Linked DNA regions of Mus musculus: region 2 is linked to region 1. A link is a loop called in an ENCODE intact Hi-C map of the cell type or tissue named here. Cell type or tissue: left cerebral cortex. All regions are shown on one strand. Each heading gives the region's core, and the rest is flanking DNA. Links, peaks and the distances in the headings are about the cores only.

Evidence for each region. A loop is a pair of places that touch in the nucleus more often than their neighbours do. Peaks named below come from ENCODE experiments on the same cell type or tissue, not always from the same donor. Only the 100,000 strongest peaks of a DNase experiment are listed, where the experiment ranks them.
Region 2: it touches region 1 in a loop (2.9-fold over the local background); 19 of 42 quality-filtered maps call a loop at or near these places.

Annotation. Positions count from the first base shown.
Region 1 is chr19:33,108,890-33,119,225 of GRCm38, reverse strand. No RefSeq gene overlaps it. Among named protein-coding and RNA genes, the nearest start is that of Gm29946, 8.6 kb to the left of the region's middle. In left cerebral cortex, for the core only: a CTCF peak has its summit at 4,088; DNase peaks (open chromatin) are centred at 5,337 and 8,788; H3K27ac peaks cover 1,442 bases.
Region 2 is chr19:33,222,072-33,232,407 of GRCm38, reverse strand. It overlaps the pseudogene Rnls. Among named protein-coding and RNA genes, the nearest start is that of Mir3970, 70 kb to the right of the region's middle. In left cerebral cortex, for the core only: CTCF peaks have their summits at 5,025, 5,227 (motif pointing right) and 6,179 (motif pointing right); DNase peaks (open chromatin) are centred at 7,494, 8,019, 8,460, 8,726 and 2 more places; H3K4me3 peaks cover 540 bases; H3K27ac peaks cover 1,614 bases.

The sequences.
Region 1 (10,336 bases), core at 850-8,849:
AAGTGGAGCTGACCCCTGCATCAGGAGAGGAAGAAGGAAGGAGGTCTTAAAAGGAAGAGCCAATACAGAACAGGAAATGGCTTCAGCTTGCCCAGTAACAGACCCACAGCAAATATTGCCCCCTAGAGGGAGGAAGTGGCTCATACACAAGTGACCCTGGGTCTGGTTAGTGCAGCAGCTTTCTACCCACAAACTACCTTCCTCAAGCTGCATCCTACCAGCTCTTGAAATGTAAAAGAAAACTGTCCTTGCCTTAAGGGGGAGGATTGACTAAATCCCTTGCTAGAACACTTAAAACAAACTCAGACGCTCCTTTTACTAAAAATGGAAAGATAACTCAGTTATAATAACCAGTATTAAATGTGTCTTCCTGCATGATCTGATTTTATATTTAGAACAACCCTGTTAAGAAACCATTGCTAGGCTGGGATGTGGGTTAGGAGTCGAGCACATGGACAGCATGTATGAACACCTGGGTGCAATCCCACACTGTAGGGGTGAAAAAAGGCCGTTCTATTCCTTGGATGCAAGAAGCCACAAAGGTGATGAGAGCAGATGTAATTTACTTAAATTGGCCAAGTTTTTAAATAACTAAGTTGAGGCTTAGTTCAAGTCATTTTGAATCCAAAGTCTTAAGGCTTAAATATATCCCCAGAATTCCCAATTTCTCAATTGTGTATTCAATCAAGGAAGGCCCAGATTGTGTGGAGCCTGAAGTCTCTGAAGTCAGAGGGACAAGGTGAAAGAAGATCATGAGATGCATTCAATGAGAAAATTAAAAAATTATGAAGATGAAATTCAACCCAGGGCCTCAGAGAGATGCATGTAAGGGTGACAGCTGGGTTTCATTGGCCTCTGTATGTTCATCTCCTTATATGTTATTAAGCCTCCATGCATTCACTTTTGATTGTCACATCGTGATTACTGCCAACTCTCTTGCTAAGACAAGTAATGATTCCCAAACTGAAAAATGTTCATCCTACAAAAAGCAAACTACAGATTCAGTGCAATGGCCCCCTCAAAATTCCAGTCCAGTTCTTCATAGAAATCGGAATACAAAAGCAAAGACAGCCAACCTTAAACTCCATATGGAAACCCACATACACATTAGGATCCTTAAATAACCTTGATCAATAAAATAACTACTGGAAATACCATCTTTCCTGATTTTAAACTGTACAAATAAAGTGCACTATAGTAATAAAAACAATGTGGTACTGACATTTAAAAACACATATTTGTCAATGAAATAGAACTGAAGACCCTGACCTAAGCTCATATACCTTTGGACACCTGATGTTTGCCAATACAGTAAAAAATAAATACTGGAGAAAAGACAGCGTCTTCAACAAATGATTCTGGCCAAACTAGATAGCTACAGAGAAGAATGAAAATTAAGGCATGTCTCTTACCTTGCACAAAACTCAGCTCCAGGTGTATAAAGGGCCTCAATAAGATCTGATACTCCTGCAAACTTTATATGTCCCAATACAGGTGAATGCTAGGGCCAAGAAGAGGGAGTGGGTGTGTAGGGGAGCAGGGCAGAGGGAGGGTATAGGGAACTTTCGGGATAGCATTTGAAATGTATATAAAGAAAATATCTAATAAAAATTTTTTTAAAAAAGATCCGATAATCTGAATCTAATAGAAAAGAAAGTAGAGATTACACTTGATCTTGTAATATTTTCAGTACATTTATAATTTTGTGTTAAGACACATTTATCTATCTTGGAATATATCAGCCCATGGGCCACAGGCTAAACATGCCTGTGTAAAACAGACAGTAATAACATTTGCTGCATACAGTATTTATAAGTATAAAATAACTCAAGTCTCCAGGACTAGCATTCTAACAATACACCCCCATGGATCCTGAATCACCAGAAGCAAAAAGTAGTGGTAGCTCTGGCCTTTATTAGTCAGACAGCACCAGAAAACAGATGGCTTCCAAAGGAGGTAAGGGGGCCCTAAGAATGGAGAATTCCCCCACTTAAGAAAGAACCAGCCAGTTGTGGTGGCACACGCTGGTAGGATTTGCTGAAGGAGGCAGAGGCAGGAGGATCACGAGTTCGAGGCCAGCCTGGGCTACACATTTTTACAGAGACAAAGTTTGGAGCTGTGACAAAAAGATGGACCATCTAGAGACTGCCATATCTGGGGATGCATCCCATAATCAGCTTCCAAATGCTGACACCATTGCATACACTAACAAGATTTTGCTGAAAGGACCCAGATATAGCTGTCTCTTGTGAGACTATGCCGGGGCCTAGCAAACACAGAAGTGGATGCTCACAGTCAGCTATTGGATGGATCACAGGGCCCCCAATGGAGGAGCTAGAGAAAGTACCCAAGGAGCTAAAGAGATCTGCAACCCTATAGGTGGAACAACATTATGAACTAACCAGTACCCCGGAACTCTTGACTCTAGCTGCATATGTATCAAAAGATGGCCTAGTTGGCCATCACTGGAAAGAGAGGCCCATTGGTCTTGCAAACCTTTTATGCGCCAGTACAGGGGAACGCCAGGGCCAAGAAGTGGGAGTGGGTGGGTAGGGGAGTGGGGGGAGGGTGTGGGGGACTTTTGGGATAGCATTGGAAATGTAAATGAAGAAAATACCTAATAAAAATATTTAAAAGAACGAAAGAAAGAACCAATGTGCTTATTGTAAGCAGGAGAGCCACTGGGCCAGGGAATGCCTCCAAAAGAAGAAGCCTATCTAAACCCTGGCCTTAGAAGTTAAAAAACAGGGGAGATGGGGTTCAAATGCCCTCTCCGAGCCCAGAGTAACCCTAAAAGTGGAGGAGAAACCCACCAGTTTCCTTGAAGACAGCAGAGTTCAACATTCTGTCTTGCTGAAGCCTAAGGGTAAACGCGGGGGGGGGGGGGGTCGTGCCTGTAACAGAACTTCTGGGTTATGGTAAACGCTGAGCCTGTCTTCTCTATGTAATGTCTTAGCTTCCTAAAGGTGAGTATAATCCTTAAAATTCTCAAGGTGGGAATACCTCTACACAGATGATCAAGCAGGTCCTATTGTGGTCTTCTGGCCAACTTACAGGACTAGGAGTGTTGCTATTAACCCTTTTCTTACCTGGTAGCTATGACTGGGGCATCACACAACCGTGATCGTTAAGTCACAATTGAATTTCATATGGAAATCCCCTAGTAATGGATAAAGCCACAAGTAAAATGATACCCAGGCTGCATGATTTCTATGCATCACATGGTGTACTTCCCACAAGAGAGCTAGAGAAAAGGGATACTATACTTACTTCATACAGCCATGGAAGCTGAGGCTCAGAAAAAAATTAAGTAACTAGACCCAAGACATCAGAGCACATGAGCAATGGACTCCGGTTTGAAGCTGACTGTAAACGTTGATCTTTCAACCACGTGAATTATACTTCATTTAGTGGGTCCAGTGTGCATAGTCCTATAACATTCATCTTCACTTTACAAAGTCCTCCGAAGATACATAAAGGGCTCTATGGCCAGAATCGCCATGAACTACAGTGAGAATGACATTAATAAGCTACCCTTTTTTGTCCTGTCAAGAAAACTAACAACCTTTTGCATTCCAAACTTCTTCTCAGCTTCTCAAAATATTATTGATATCTATTGCTGCACTTTATTCTCATAGAAATACTTTATTAGACAGAGAAACCTGTCCTCCAGCAGTCAAAGGTCTTGCCTAATGAGTCATAAGTTCCTCAGAGCCCTTGGCCCACAGAATTACTTTTGTGATTATCATGTGATTCGATTATTTTACCAAAATTTTTTAAGGAGAAAGGGTAAGTATTTGTTGTCACAAAGCAAAAAAAAAAAAAAAAAAAAAAAAAAAATACAGATCTGCAGGAGAGTTTAATCATCTTTTCCTTTCTTCTATTCAAACTCTGTATAACTTTCTGCTACAGATTGTATAGATCCGTGGTTTGAAAGAGTGTCATAGATTAAATCGTCATGTACAAGGCTCTTGCTTCGGTAAGTCAAGAAGTATGACATTTACAATTTGTAGCACCAGACCCTGTGTGAGCTTGCTCAGTGGTGTTTAGAATTTGCTTCTTCTTTCACTGTTTACTCCACATTTGTCCCCAGTGGCTAGCTTTGGCTGCACAGGCTGAACATAGACAAGGCTCCAGGGATTCGTTGGTATTGCCTGAATTTGTGGTGTTCTGAGCTTGTCACCCTTTTGACATCGTTTTCTGCTCATCCTAATGAAGAAAGGGTCTGTGTCATTCCTACTGACCCTGCCACTGCCAGCTGCCCACTGACTTCCTCTGCAGGAGTTCTTGTAGTCTCTGAGGATCGTGCTGTTAGAGATTTGTATTCTGAGTGACTGTGTCGGTGTGCACAGTGTTCCACCAGTGTAAAGGCAGCAGGGTTCCCCCATGAGTCTTACCACGCCCCCAACAATGACAGTGTCTCTTGGGCTCTGTCTTGAATTTTTTTCACCATTGTTAGAATTAGACTCATGTCAATCTTGACATCATGATGTGAGTGGCGGTCATCTGAGGATGCCATTGGAATGAGCTCTGTTGAGTGATTAAAGAGCTTATGTTGAATGTGGGGGATGATAGAGCATGGAAAAAAATCACAGAAAAAAAAAATGCAGCAACAATACAAGCTCAGTAGGGAAATTTGAGACATCAAACATTTTTTTTATACAAACTACCAAAGGTCACTAGTCTCCCACATCAAATACACAGACATTTTTTTAAACAAATCCATTTCAGTCTGAGTCTCAACACAGGCCTAAAATATGTGTTTTTGAAGAAAAAAAATGATTCTAGGATAATTTTAATTTTGTTGTTTTCCAAAAACAAAGAAAACACTGCTGGAGATTTAAGTATGGGGAATTGTGAAGAGCATTTCAACTTTGCCCAAGAGGTTGCCAGTGAAATACTGATGCTGAAGTTTAAATTTTCAGAATTACATTCATTTCTGATCACAAGATGTTATTAAAGGAGCAAAGTAGCCTCCAAGGTATAGTGGCTACCTGCCTGTTTTCAAGGAGCCTCCAGCCTCCATGTCACCAGATCAAGCTTTGTCCAATGTACAGCCTCTGCATTCGTCTCAACCTCAATTCAACAGGAGGTTGGGGTTTAGTGAATTCAGCATAGAAATGATCCTTCACCCATGTCACCCCATGGAAGAAGGCTGATAGAGAAGAGGGCTCTCAGGCTCTCCCTGAAGGCCTTAGCTTGTTCTCTTTCACATCTGCAGCCATGTCCTCCTCGGGGAGTTGTCCAATTCAATGTGATTTTAAACATCTGTCAGCTAAATCAGAGCTCCAAATTTAGCACTCGGGAACATTATGTGGATTTGTGATGCTCGCTGGAGAACACTGCATCCGTAAACTCTCAGCTCGCAGGAGACAGCCGGGTGGTACTTTGGTTGGTAATTTTATCTATGACACGTTTAATTTGGCTGTACATTTATGGCAATTATGTAAAAGGGAAATTGTGGCCATTTCCTTACAAAATGCTTTCTGCTGAGAACTCTGCCTTTCTCTCCGATCATTTGCCTGTGTGTTTTTGTTTGTTTTTAATCCCCAGAGGCTAGTTTTATCTGGGTTTCCTGAAATTCTATTCTCCATCCCGAGACATCTTTCTGATACAGAAAAAAAAAAGTCACTGCTATACCGGTCCTGAGGAAACAGAAGTTCTATAGATGCACAGTTCTTACTAGCTGCCTTTGCTCAGCACATAACATGGCTCCTTTCTCTCCTCTGGATGGATGTTTCTGACAAGATGTACTGCAGCTAAGGAAAATGGCAAGCCCACATCTTGGCAGTGCCAAATCACTACTTGATGTTAGGCTCATTTAGAAGTGTATATCTAATCCCCATCAATTCCTGAAATCATGGCATCCTTAGAGGGAGAAATGGCCTTGCAAAGTAGTATGGCTGCTAATAGGTATTTTATCACAATAGATGAACATGTATCTATTCCAATTAGATTCACAGGAAATCTTATAGCCGCCAAGATCCAGTGCCCCAAAGCCTTCAGTAAGTCCTCAGACTTAGTTACCCCGTCCTTTGAGCTATGGAGCAGTGGTCTGAGTCTCTACTCTGATTTTAATGTATGCTGTTAATAGGGAGAATCAGCAAATGCCACCATGATGTTGAAAGAGGCAACTGTGGTTTTTGATTGGGCCTATGTATGCAGGGTTAGGACAGGCCCCGAATGGGGGCCTAGTGACAGTGGAGACACAGTGAACTGGCACAAATTTGAACTGCTTAAGAATATACTGTCTCCCGCTGGGCAGTGGTGGCGCACGCCTTTAATCCCAGCACTCGGGAGGCAGAGGCAGGCGGATTTCTGAGTTCAAAGCCAGCCTGGTCTACGAAGTGAGTTCCAGGACAGCCAGGGCTACACAGAGAAACCCTGTCTCAAACAAAACAAAACAAAACAAAACAAAACAAAACAAAAAAAAAACAAAACAAAGAGTATACTGCCTCCCAATGGGGTTGCAAATCCCTTCAGCTCCTTCAGTCCTTTTCCTAGCTCCTTCATTTGTGTCAGGCTCTGGCAGAGCCTCTCCAGAGACAGGTATATCCTGTCAGCAAGCACTTCTTGGCATCTGCAATAGTGTCTGGGTTTGGTGTCTGTATATGGGATGGATCCCCAGGTGGGGCAGTCTCTGGATGGCCTTTCCTTCAGTCTCTGCTCCACACTTTGTCCCCATATTTCCTTTAGACAGGAGAAATTCTGGGATAAAAATTTGAAGATGAGTGGGTGGCTCCATCCCCCAACTGGGGGCCTTGCCTAATCTCTGGATATGGTGTCTACAGGTTCTCCCTCCTCTCGGTTGGGCATCCCCCAGAGCTCCCAGGGACTAAACCACAGACCAGAGTACATATGGAGGTGCCCATGGCTCCAGCTGCATATGTAGCAGAGGATGGCCCTGTCTGGTATCAATGGGAGGAGAGGCCCTTGGTCCTGTGAAGACTTGATGGCCCAGTTTAGAGGAATGCCAGGGCAGTGAGGAGGGAGTGGGTGGGTGGATGGAATAGAAGCAGGAAGAGGGGGGGATGGGATAGGGAGTTGGGGGGGATAAAATTTGGAGTGTAAATAAAGAAAATATCCAATAAAAAATAAAGAACAATTAAAAAAAAAAAAAGAATATACCGTCTCAAGGCAAAAGAAAGTGTCCCAAGCACACTGCTAATGCCCAGAGGAGAGTCCTCACAAAGTCACTCTGGCTAAACCACACATGCCTCACACACACATGGACTGAAATAGGTAAAGATTTATAGAGAACATGGAGAAGTTGGTTATGCTGTGGTGGTGATTTTTTTTTTTAATGCTCTCTGATTTAATAACAAAACTATGTCGAATGTGGAAAACTCATCTGGGGATTAAGGAAATGGGACTCAACACTGGCTTTTCTTGCTGTTAGAGAAAAGATGAGACTCTCAGAGGTGCTATAATCAATTAAAAGCTGGGACACAGAGAAGGTGCCACAGAGCCCTGAGCAGGCAGGCTTCATCTTTACAACATCTTCTCTCTTGACGGTCTTAGTGTTTAAGGCATCCTCTTGGGGAGCTTGCTGGTTCTTCGTTCTACACAGTCCACTTCTGCAGCAACACGGTTCCGTTGGGTGGATACATTAGGGAGTAGTTAAAACCAGAGACTGGAGCATCAGGCAGATCAGGATTCTAACCCCAGACCACTGAGGCAAATTATCCTGAGAAAATTAGCAAGTATCCGAGCTCACTCACTGAGAATAAGGGATATAAACTCAAGTAGAAATAAAGGTCCTGACAGGAAACAAATGCTCGTTATCAAAATCGTCATCACTACTGTGATTAGTTTGGGTTCATTTCTTTTTTATCAGTGATTAAAAAAATGAAGCAACACTAGCTTATGCAAAATATTAATAATAAAACAATACAGGTATGGCTCACAGAAATCATGAGCAGGCCCATGCATGGGCACAGGGCCTCCAGAAAAATCTGCCATGGTTGCTCATCTGCTTCACAAGTCTCCCTCAGCTGAATCTTCGCTCCATCCCCCTGGGAGGTGGAAAAAGCCATCTCCCACCTCGCCAACTGCCAGCTTGCCGGTTCCACTTTCCCAACAGAGACCAACAGAAATCCCTTTCCTGCCCGTGATATCACAGACTCTAGTGGACTCACTCTGAATGCAAGCTGCTTACTCACTGAAGAAGGCCAGGCATGCCTACAGACAGGGGTCAAGTGACACTGTCGTCCCCAGGAAATGGCAAATATGGAGACTCGCTGGATTAATAGGAGGGAAATTATGGCCAGATGTTACAAAGGGTACTTTCAAACTAGTGCAATGGGGGAAGTGCAGTATTTTTAAATGTGAGAAGGTGTAAAAATGTCCTCTGTGAACAAAATTTCATATATAGCATGGTCATGAACTATACTCAACTTATAAAGGGAAAGATTTATAGGGAACACGAAGAAGTTGGTTTATGCTGTGGTGGTGATTTTTTTTAATGTTCTCTGATTTAATAACTAAACTTTGTTGAATGTGGAAAACTCTTACAGGGATTAACAACCCATGAGCCTTTGCCACCTAACACCTTAGCAAGGATTGGCTTACAACTGGCTGAGAGCCAGGCCTCCAGGGGTACAGTCCCTGGCCAGAGACTGAGAGAAGAGGCAGGAAAATGCCAATAGTCCTGGAGCCCGAGCTCCTCGTTCTTCCGGGCTTAGGAGCTGAGGCCTTCTCTGCGTGGAGATCTGGCTCAGACCTAAAGCCGCCATCGGATTTTCACAAGACGTTCTGTAAATTCCAGCCAGAGACAGGACAGCTACTAGAAAACTCCCTGGGTACTAAAAAGGCATCGGAAACACTGTGAAAAGTAACTGTGTGGTTTTCAGAGCAAGACTGGTGCCAACTTCCAAAAGCCCTCCAGACATCCCAAAGACACGTTTCTATAGAAACAGATGATCCCACACCCACTCTTGTAGCCTCTGAGCCCATCTGGCATTCTATCCCCAGTTCCCACCCCTGGGCCCAGTGAGGATAACCCGGGAAAAGTCTTTCCATTTACTCTTTGGCACCCTGCTTGTTCTAGCCTGAGTGTCCATGTGCTGCTTCCTCTAATGTTCCCCTAGAGGATTGGGTAGGACAGATGGTCACTGTCACGTTAGAGCCAGAGACTTATGAAGCAACTTTGTGATCAGTGTCAGTACTTAACCCCTGCCCCAGAGACAGAGCCCCGAGACTCTTGCCTGAATGGGGATGAGCCTCTGAAACACAGAGGGAAATCACGTTCACTGTCCCATCCTCGGGGTGGTGGTTTTGAAATTGCTCAAGCTGGCTGCCCTGAGACATTGCCCAAATGTTCCCTTAAAACTGCTTTTATCTTTAGCAGAGCTATATACGGCCAAAGCTTCAGAAAAATTCACTGAAACCTCAGGGCTTTTCGTGTGCAAGGCCCAGATATCAAAACATTCCAAGTTCTGATGCTGGGACCTTTCCTTCTGCTCCCATAGTTGTTTGCTTAGTTGAAATCATGTAATATCACCAACTTACACAGTTTGGCAGGGTTAATCTCTAACCTGATCTTCTATGTCCTATAGAGACTAGAGCTGTATGTAATGCCTATATATGTTAGCATACATTCATTATGTAGTACACAGTCATTAACACATTTATAAAAATACATTCATTAAGGAAGTTGATTAAAACTTACCATCGAAAGTTAGTGGCTTTAGGCAGATATTATTATCTTACAGTTGTTGGGGTCAGAAACCTTGCTGTCCGGGCATCAAGGTGTGAGTAGGGTTATGTACTTTCCTGGAGGCTACAGACGAGAATCCATTATCTTCCTTTTCCAAGTCCCACAGGCTGCTTGCATTCCTTGCCTGGGGCCCCTTCTACCTGCAAAGCCAACAGTTGCTGGTTGAGTCAGTCTTAGTTTCTTTTCCTGTTTCTGTGATAAAATATTCTGATAAAAGGAACTTGAGGAAGAGAGAGTTTATTTGGCTCACAGTCCCAGGTCACATCCCGCCACTGAGGGAAAAGCCCAGCGGCAGGAGCCTGAAGCGGCTGGTCAGAGAAGCGAGCTGAGAATGCTCACAGCCTGATGATCAGCTCGCTTCTCTGTCCTTACACAGTATCTCTAGTCCAGAGAAGGGTCTGGCTCACAGCAGGGAGGTCTTCTCAAATCAATTAACTTCATAGAGACAATCCCTCAGATGATTCTAAGTTGGATCATGCTGATCACTAATACTGTCACAACTCTACCCCTTGTCAACCTGACACCCCCAAAACATCACTTTTAAGTCATAACCTTCCACCCCTTGTCACCAGTATTTCAGATATGTCTCTTGATGGAAATACACGCCAGGTTTTAAAC
Region 2 (10,336 bases), core at 1,485-9,484, 110 kb before region 1:
CCTTACAATAGATGTTTTATATATGCAATAGAAAAGCATTGTTTAAACATCTGAGGACCAGGAACTGCAAGATCAAGAAGCTAGGAAGTTCTGTGTCTGATGAGCTTATGTGTCTTACAGCTGACATCTCTTCCTTCATTCTCACAAATGGAGAGAACAGTGCAGCCTAACTCAACCTTCTGGATAGGTGCGTTCATCTCAGATGTGAGGGGTCTTTCTACAGGGCCCTAACTGTTCATACTATCACATCATCTTCCAAAATGATGCTTATAGATTAAACAGAGACAAAAACAAAGCTCTCACATCATAATGAACATTTCTAAAAGGCCACCACACTTATCTGTTTACAATATATTTTGTGCACATTTCATAAAGCCTTAGCCAAGATGAGGAAAATATAAACATCTTAGCTACTACATGAATGTGATGTGCACATGGTCTTCTTAAGAACGCCCTTATTTTGTCTTCATCATCACACTGCTGGGGTTGGGAGTGAGGACAAAAACAGACACATTTAAAAACTCCAGCAAAACAGTGGTGAGAACCACACTGTCAACGTTCATATTAATAACAATTTCCCCGAATGGAAGCATTTTTTTGTGCCATATGTTAGCCCAGTCTGCAACTGAGATCACCAGTGTCAACCATACTTTATAGTAAAAAACAGATTTTTTAAACAATTTTTATTAGATATTTTCTTCATTTACATTTCAAATGTTATCCCGAAAGTCCCCTATACCCTCTCCCCGAATGTGTCAGAGAACAAATACTGGTACTAAAAGTAGAGAGTCCAAATAACTTTCAAAGGCTCAGCTATGCTTTCACCCTGATAGTAAGAGTGATCCTATGGCAGCCACTGTGGTTGGGCAGCGGTCGGCACTGGAGACATGATTGCTTCCTGTTCCCCACCCCCACTTGCTTCTCCTCTTGCAATTCTCCCTGTTCAATTCTCATTCCCCTGTTCCCTTTATGCCAGTCGTCTCCGCAGGAAGCCATCCATGAATGATGCTCCTACCTTGCTTTTTCTCATCCACTCAACATTTAAAAAGAAAGGAAAAAAGGAACTACAAAAGTGTAGCTGGAGAAAGCTAAATCTCAAGAGTACTCAACCCAAAAGCATTGAATAGGCCTTCCGTATTGCGTTCCTGCCTCCATGAGGAGAAAGTCTCACACTTGAGAGAACAGATGTTGTGTTTCTTATTGGTTGTGGGCTCCCAGATAACACATGCATCTAGACCTTAAAAAGAATTTTTGATGTTGACGATTATGATGGTTCAAGGGAGCAGGAAATTGAAAGAGTCAGAGAAGAAATGAATTCTGACCTTTGTCTGGCAGATTTGTATCTCTAGTCCACAACAAAGCAATTATTTGTACCCACATCTATGAGATTTGAACATAAATCACTAGATATGCATCATTCAGTTATCCTTAAAACTTCAAGAACACTGTGCTAAAGCCATCCCTATGTAGTCATCCTCTCTGTGTTTAGGGATCCCAGGGAAGAAACATTTTCAATTTTCCAGGTGCCAGGAAGTTTTTTTATCTAAGCCTAACTATATTTCTTCCTCAGTGATGTTAGCTCTGATTCTACCCAGCTGACTGAAACAGCTCCTTATCTTCATCTGGATAATATTTCTCTGCCTATTTGAAGATTGTTATTACAGTGTCCCTCTGCTCTAGCAGTCAGTTGGCCACGTGATTTTAGTTTTCCTAGCGTTGCCTAATTTGTAACTCAGAATGTTCATATGCCTTTCAGATGTTCCCCAAGTAGATGGCATGAGCAATAAATTACCAAATAATAAACAGAGTAGAATTTGGCCAGGGCTGCACCCAGTGTCTGGGTCACCTCAGGTTTCCCTTGCTGCAGTGATCTGAACACCTGGTTACTATGTTTGTTTGTGTTGGCCATAGTTTACTACTTGTGTGTGTGCGCGCAATGGTATACTCTTTAGACCGTCCCCATAATGCTTGAGCCATGTTTTCCCATCTTTAAATTTAAATTTCTTAATTTTTATTAATTAACTTTAATCAAACTAAATTTGACTGTAAGGATACACATAGTAGAAGGGGAACACCAACTCTGATCTCCACATGTGTGCTGTGGCACATGCGCGTGCACACACACACACACCATATACAATAGTAGCAATAATGATGATGATGATGATGATGGTGGTGGTGGTGGTGGTGATTATGATGTAGTACAGTTTCCCTAGGCTTATAGTTAGCATCTTAATGGTATATTTGTATACCAGTTCACTTTGGGTTTATATTAACTTTAATATTATACAAACTCTTTCCTCCTGTTTATTCTCTGCCCCTTCCCTGGTGCTTTTATGGTCATACAAACCACACATTTAATATGTTATATACATACCAATGTAAATTTATATTTATTGCTTTATGAACCTGTCTTTTAAATATGATAATTACAAATATACCTATACTTTCTTTTTAGGATTTATTTTATTTTTATGTTGAAGGCTACACTAGGGAGCTGCTGCAAGAATTATTTTACTTTTAATTATGTGTATGTCGGGGGGGTTATTAGGTACCTGGGGGCAGGTGTCATAGAGGCCTGATCACTCTCGAGCTGACATGATAGAATTATAGGCCATTGTGAGCCACCTGGTAGACGCGCTGGTAATCAACCTCGGGACTTCAAGAACAGCACACACTCTTAACTTGTGAGCCGTCTTTTCAGTTCCCTAGTTATGCCTTCTTTTTTATTTACCTACAGTTTATATTTGCTAGTGGGTAGTGGTAAAAATAACTGTGTTTGTTGTTGTTGTTGTTGTTGTTGTTGTTGTTGTTCCTTTTAGCCTCAACTTACTGTCCCTCATCCTTTCATATGTACCTAAAGAATTCTTTTAGTATTGTTTGCAAGGCTGGCCTACTGCCAATGAACTGCCTCTTAGTTCTATTAATCTAAATGTGTCTTGGTCTCGTCCTCACCTTGAAAGATAGTTTTACTGGACATAGCTTTCTTAGTTGGTATGTTTTTATTATTTTTATTTCACCGTTTTAAGTATTTTAACTATTCTGTTCCCACAGCTTCTGAGGGGAAGCCGGTGAGGAACTTTGAGCATAAGCCACTTTTCCTTTGGTCCACCAAGATTCTCTTTATCTTTAGCTCTTGGTAGATAGAGTACAGTGTGTCTACACGTGAACCTCTGCATATTGATTTCACAAACTGCCAGTTTTCACTACATTTAGAAAGTTTCTGCTATTACTTCATCCATTCTCCCTGCTCCCCTAGCTCTCCTATCCTTCCGCGACTTCCTTTCAGACAGACTAGACTGTATTCCCTGACTCTTGAGACGCTGTTCAGCCCCCTTTGTTGGCTCTTTCTTATCCTCAGCATCCGTGATGCTAACTGGCCTTCCCTGGAGTTGACCGCTTGCTCTGTCTGTAGAACTACCCGGATCTGCTACCGAGGCCTTTAGTGAACTTTTCATGCCTCTTACTTCGCATCTCAGCTCTAGACTTTATATTTGACCTTTAAATAATTTCTCTATGCTTATCTCTACTTATGGAGAAACTGCTCTCATATTTTCTTCACGTGTGGTTACATTTAGCTCTTTGAACATAAGAACAGAGATTTAAGTCTCTATCTAGTCCCTACCTACATCCTGACTCCTTTAGGGTAGTTGTATTGACTGCTTTCATATTGATGGTGCAGTGTTTTAATTTTCTGAGAATAGTCACTAATTTTGTTGAACAGTACAATTAAAATAATATCACATGGAGGGAGACTCTTGACATTTGAGCATCTCACTGCAGCACGGCTAATGTTTCTGTTGGTGACGATTACTTCATTCTAGCTGTCACTATCACAGGTAGCCACCATGGTCTCTGATACTTAACTTAGCATTCAGCTAGTGATTGGACCAGGAGCTCACTAATGACACAGTACTTTCCAAGGAGTTCTATGTGCATTTGGAGAACACCCTGAACACTCCATGTCAGAAGGAAAATTTGCTTTAGCCTTCCTTTTCTGCTTTCATAGGGCCATAAGATAAGGCAAAACAAAGTTTTGGATTCTCTCTGAGGACTCACACAACAGTAGGTGTGTGCTCACCTCCGTATTTAACAGGTGCCCATGCCATCTTGCCCCACGTTTTCCTGTAACCTTTGCAAAGCCCTGATGTGCATCAGTCAGCACTGCCCACCTCAGGTAGCTGTGATGTTAATCTCTGTGCATCCTTTCTACAGTTGATTGGAATTCATCTCCATGGGGAACAGTGACAGTCAGTGAGTTCTGAGTCAACGCATACAGGCAGTGCTGTGCGTGGTATGTTCTCAGGGAGCCATCAAGCAGGTCAGAAGATGACAGTTCTATGGGAATGGAGCTTAAGAGTCCTCGCTTTGTTCTACTATTCATGACTGTAGGAAGGCAGTTTTCAGGGTTATTATAAAGCTGGAGATGGAGTGCTGATAATAAAACAGTAGAAATCCACCACCACTCCCAGGTTTATTCATACTCACAAATACTCATCTGTGTTCTGTGATCAATACTCTCCTAACTGCTGCAAGCCTCCAGTTCCCTGTAAGGGTTCTGAGAAGTCCCTTCTGGCCATTTTGTTTGTTGTGGGTTGGGTTTGGGTTTGTTTTCAGTAGTTGATTGCTCCATGCAAGAAAAGTGTCTAGCATTTGTCTCTGCTGGTTTCCTTCATTGTTGTGTATTATAGCAAGCATTTTGACAACAATCTTTACTGTACTAAAATGAAATTCATTGATAATATTACCAAGGCAAACAGACATTCTCAGAAGGATTGCTGTAATTTGTCTAATTGTAAAGAAAGAAAGAGGTCAGCCCCGTTTGTGGGCTTGCTTTGAATTTCGACATTCCAAATGACATGGCTACAGTTGTGTCTTCCAGAGCCCTCCAGACCCATCTGTGGGCAGAGATCCTGACGCTAGCATTCTCAGAATGCTAGTGCTACTACAGAAACAATGTGCATTCTGCCCTCACTTTATGTCAGATTCGCATTCCTTAAAAAAAATAACTGGAAAGTAATTGGATTTGTGTTTGTCTGTTTTGCCTTGATGTAAAACTGAATTTGGTCCTGGTCACAAGGCATTGCAGACAGGTTTTTTGACTGTGTAAATAATTGTTGGAGCAGCAGCACAGTGCGGAACTTCCCTTTGGATAGCTCCCTCCTGAGACCAGCCCCTCACACCTGGCCCTTAGAATCTTTCCAAACTCCCGCTAGGGGGCAGTACTACTCTTTGAGAGATTTAGATCGGCCTGCTGTACAGGAGCCCTGGGTCCTTTTGTTTTTTGTTTGTTTTGTTTTCTCTTTTTCTTGTCTTTTAATTTGGGGTGCACCAAACCCAAAGATTCAATTGTAATGCAATCAGCTGGTTGAATGCATCTGTACTATATCCATAGCTTATTTCTACTGTCTGACTTTTAGGAAATTTTAAAACAATCACTAAATAATTTGAGGACATGTTGATAGATATTTAAATACTCATTTGTCTTCTTTTCAATTTTTTTTTTACTGCATTGAAATAAACAAATATGGAAACTAATCTACTCCGATAAATGTTACTTCCCTCTGTCTTAAGACCATGGTTGCTTAAAGAACAGCCCTGACATCTTCCAGGGGTTGGATCGCCCAAAAGTCTGATTTCTTTTTAAGCAGGATCTCGTTTGGTGTGTAATCCAGATTGCCTAAAAGAAAAAAAAAAAAAACAAGAAAGAAAAGAAAGAAAGGAAAGAAGAAAGAAGGAAAGGAAAGGAAAGGAAAGGAAAGGAAAGGAAAGGAAAGGAAGAATGACATGGCTCTACAAAGAAGTACTGAAGTCGTGACCTGGTGCACAGAACCAGTTTTGAAAGCCTTGCCATTCTGTCAGCTGCATCAGCTCTAGTGGGGATATAATGACACAAGTCCTGCTTATTCTTGGTGAGCCACAGCCAACTCTTGCTCCTCTGTTCTGATCATGTTTGTAAATATAGCTATGAGTGTTGTAGTTACCATCATCTTTAATCTGACCTTTGATATAATACCTAGTCAGTCAGCATTGCAAAGTAATATAAATCCCATGGCTCCTGTGTTTCATTCTAAATACATAAAAGGATAAACAGATAAGGGAAGATGGAAGGAGGGAAAGAGGGCGCGAGGGACAGAGCTAGGGAAGAAAGGAAAGAAGGAAGAAAAATTTTAATTCCACCAGAGGGCATCGTGACAATTTTCACTTGCAAAAGAAAATGTAATGGGGCAGCTAAAAAATTTCCAAAATTGGAATGTTGAAATAAATGGGCATAATTAAAGCAACAATACTTTGACCAAGGCGTTGGCTCAATTATGACTTTAAAATCCCAATAGGTTGATGCATTTTGCTAAGGATATGTTTATCCCTCAGAGACACAATTTGGGCAAATAAAAAAAAAGTTGACAACTTATATGACCAGTGGGTGGTACCTATGCATTGTTACCATGCCCCAGGCCTAGGTCTAAACAAGATTTTCCTCCCCCCACTTTCAGAAATTATGTTAGGAATTTCACAGAACTTTCTAAATGATGGTAGCTTATTAGCAATCATGACTTTGAAAAGAATTACAGAACAACAGACTGTCCTACAGGAGCCCTGTCCCTAGTTGTTGGTAGAGAGGTGTCATGGAACACCAAACATGCTAAAGCTCTGGTTGCTCATTCATTCATTCATTCATTCATTCAACACAGCTATCAAGCACCCACTAAGCACTATGCACTACTTTCCTGGGTGGTGTGTGAAATCCTAGGTTTTAACTTCATAGAGCTTCATAGTAAAGAGACATATAAAAGGAGGGCTAAGCAGTCAAATAAAAACAATCTTTTCAGTTGAGAAATCACAGGAAGTCAATAAAAAGAATTCATATAAGAAAATAACAGGGAACTTAGATCAGCTTGTAGGAAAAGCCACGTGAGCCTGAAGTCTGATGACATGAAGACAAGAACAGCACTGGAGAGAGAGGTTCTGCTCTAGAGCCACAAAGGAGGCCACCATGTGTCGAGCAATATGCCCTGGGCATAGGCACTTACAGTGAACTCAGGCTGGGCCCTGCTAGAACCCTTGAATGTCATTTTTAGTGTAATGTTTAAGCATTTGACATATTCCAGAGAATTGACTGGGCGGGAAGAAGATGAAGTTAGGGAAGCGAGGGTATAAACACAAAACCACAGCTGGAGCAATGAACTGAAACCCCAGTCGAACAGTACAGTGGCTCCGAGGAGAGTATGGCGGCCAGCGATATGGCATAAGCACCTGGCTTCAGGGTTTTAGAAGTGACAGCTACAGGCCTTACAGAGGCATCGCATATGGGAAGAAAGTTGAAACAAAAATGATCTGCGCATTTATAGCTGAACAACTGGGGGACAGATGATTATGCTGTTGTTGGCACTGTGAGCCATCCCGGGTAAATAAATGATTGCACTGAGCACTCAAGATGCAAGCCTCCTTTCTACCACACTAGCCGTTCTTCCTAATGTGCATGGAGATATTTCTTGAGCGATGATTTCAACCTCTGTGTAGCAAAGGGCAGTGAGCCCTACGCCCTTTCTGCATCTCCCACTAAACTGTAGCTGATGTGGCTGCTGGTGGTCTTTTCTGTGATCAGAGGATTAGCTCAATTCCTCAGGATAACTCCAAATTATTCTCTCCAGAGACTCTGTGGTGTCAACAGCCCTGGATTAGAGACCGGTGACCTCAGCTTTTTTCTTACTCGCTGTGTAACCTGGGGAATGTCATTTCACTTCTGCAATCCTTGAAGGTCCTTCTGAAGACAGTGTCAGTAATTTCAGGGAGCCTAGTTTGTAAAAACTGTAAGCAGCTACATAAATAGTGATTCTTGTTCTCATTGTCGTCTCAGCTGCCACCTTTGTTACAAATAACCTGTCATTCATTTTGCCCTGTTCGCTTCCCTTTGCTTCTTGCCTGCTTCTTCTACCTCCTGTCCTTTCTGCCAGATAAATTTGCTTCCCTGCAAAAGGCTGATTATTTGGAGACATCATCACTAGCCAATCAGAGCTCAGCATTCCGGCTGGCTGGTAAGCCAATCAGATGCAAGCTCCAGGTCTTCTTTCAGTGTTGCTAGGGTTTCAGGTCTACTTCTAAAAACTGGCTTGCTTGCTGCTGGTTCATTCTGTCCTTCTCTCCCTCCATCCCCCCCCCCCCCCCCATCCCCTTGCTCTCCAAACCCTTCCCTTTCCCTCCTCCCCTCTTTTGGGTTTGGAGCAATTCCAAATGCTTAAGCCTTCCGGAAGTTTGGGTTATTATGAATAAGCAAGGTTTAACTGTGTATTTTTTCCCTTGAGAAACAGGACAGCTATTCCACATTCGATTTTGAAAGCATGTGTTTTAGCAGCTTAATGTCCCTTGGCTCCATAAAACAGAATTTCGTTGTGTTTAAGAGAATTTTTTTGGTGCAGAGTGACTTTTATTCAGATGACTAGAAGATAAACTGGCATAGAACTTGGCAGTGACGTGTCCTGTCACTTGAACCTCATTGGGCTAACACAGCGAATTCTAAGTATGTCAAAACTCATCCAGTTTAACTGATGATGGAAGATAATATCTGATAGCACCTCAGATATTAGTTCTATCTTGAACTTTCAGTGCTGGGATTAGTGGTGAAAATCACTGGTCAGTAGTGATGGGGACTCTCACTTTATTGCTAATGGGTATCCCTTCCATCACATCTGGCTCATCTGTGGACCCATGGGTCTTCTTTAAATGCTCTCTAGTAGGGCGTGTGAAGATGCCCTAAACACAAACTGGCTCTGTGCTCTGAAAGCTTAGGGGCGATGCCGGATTGAGAAGGAAAACAACAGCAACACAAGTTCTGTCTTTCTCATAACCTTTGCTACTGACTTAAAAACTGGAACAGCATAAGGATTCGCAGTGTAAAATGACCCAAGACAGGTGGCGCAAAGCCAGAAGTCTGTCAGAAGCAGCTTAGGAAAGCTTAATGATTCACAAAGGAGTCGCTGCCTTCAGGCTCTGACCTTTAGAACTAACCAGCTTTAAGCTTTTGGTTCTGGCCCTTCAAGTCACTTGTATCAAAGAAAAAGGTACTCCCTTAAAGACATTACCATCCATCCATTCAAAAAGAAAAAAAATAGAAGAGAAAAGGTGTCAGCACCAGCGACTCTGTTCTCAGATAACATGGTCTTAGTCCTAAAGACAGTATTAATTGCATTAATTGCTTAAATACATTTTTTTTTTTTGGTTAGCTTTTAGGGAAGGCCTTGGTGTTACTGCATATCCTGCAGGTGAAATGTATGAAATTTGGTTAACATGGTAACGGCTCTAAAAATACCTAGGCTACAGTTTAACCACAGAGTTTCCTCCTTAACGTAAAAGAGCCGCTGTCATGAGGTGTACGAAAGTGCAACAAAGGCGATCCGTCTGACTTCATGCAAGCAGCCTATTAAGACAAGCCTGGCGAGGACACTGTGCGGCCACTAGGCATCAAAGCAGGAATTAAAGTTTTGTGAGACCATCTGACAAAGCACAACCCAGCTGATCAAAACGGCTAAGCATTCTTTCCCTGTTTCTACCTCTTCTGCCCCCACCCACTGGCAACCAAGCAGGGTGTGGTGGGGGTTCAAACAGTCACTATAGCGTGACCACAGGGCCTCACCCAAGGAAAACCTGGGTCACAGAGACCCAAGCGGGTAAGGAGGCTGCAGCAGGCTCCCCAGCATTCTCTGCAGCAGGCTCATGTGGAGGGTGCAGGGAAGGGAAAATTGCTCACTTGAGGTTTTCCCCATGAGGCCCTTGCTTCACAAAACAAAGGGTGGCAGAGGGTGCGACCTTTCCCAGGATGGCTCTGCAGTTGCCCACGTCAGGCTCTTCTGAACTCCGAGTGTCCTTACAGGGTTAAGAGATTTCTTACAAAAATCAGGCTGTCGAGGTTGCATGGTTTGGTAAATGAAAACACTGACACCCATTTATACTAGAATTTCAGATAAACAATGAATAATTTATTTAGTAAAAGAATGTCTGGTGCAATATTTGGGATACTGAAGAAATCCATTGTTCATCTGAAATTCAGATCTGGGTGTTGTGTGTTCTCTCTGATAGCTCTAGTCAAATCCTTCCATCCTTCGTCCTTAACTTCTCACCTTCGAGTGCCCAAACAACATGCTCAACTGTACTTTTTGCTTCAGGTATTTAGCTTTGGCTTGTTCTGGCTTTGTTTGGTCTTGTTTCACCCTGCCTCTTAAACCTCCGCTCATTATACAGAGCCAGAGGTGAGGAGATGAAGTAGCAGCTGAGCTCCGTCTCACCTTTGTGTTATGGACTTTTAATGCATGTAATTTTTTTAATATTTCATTTTATGTGT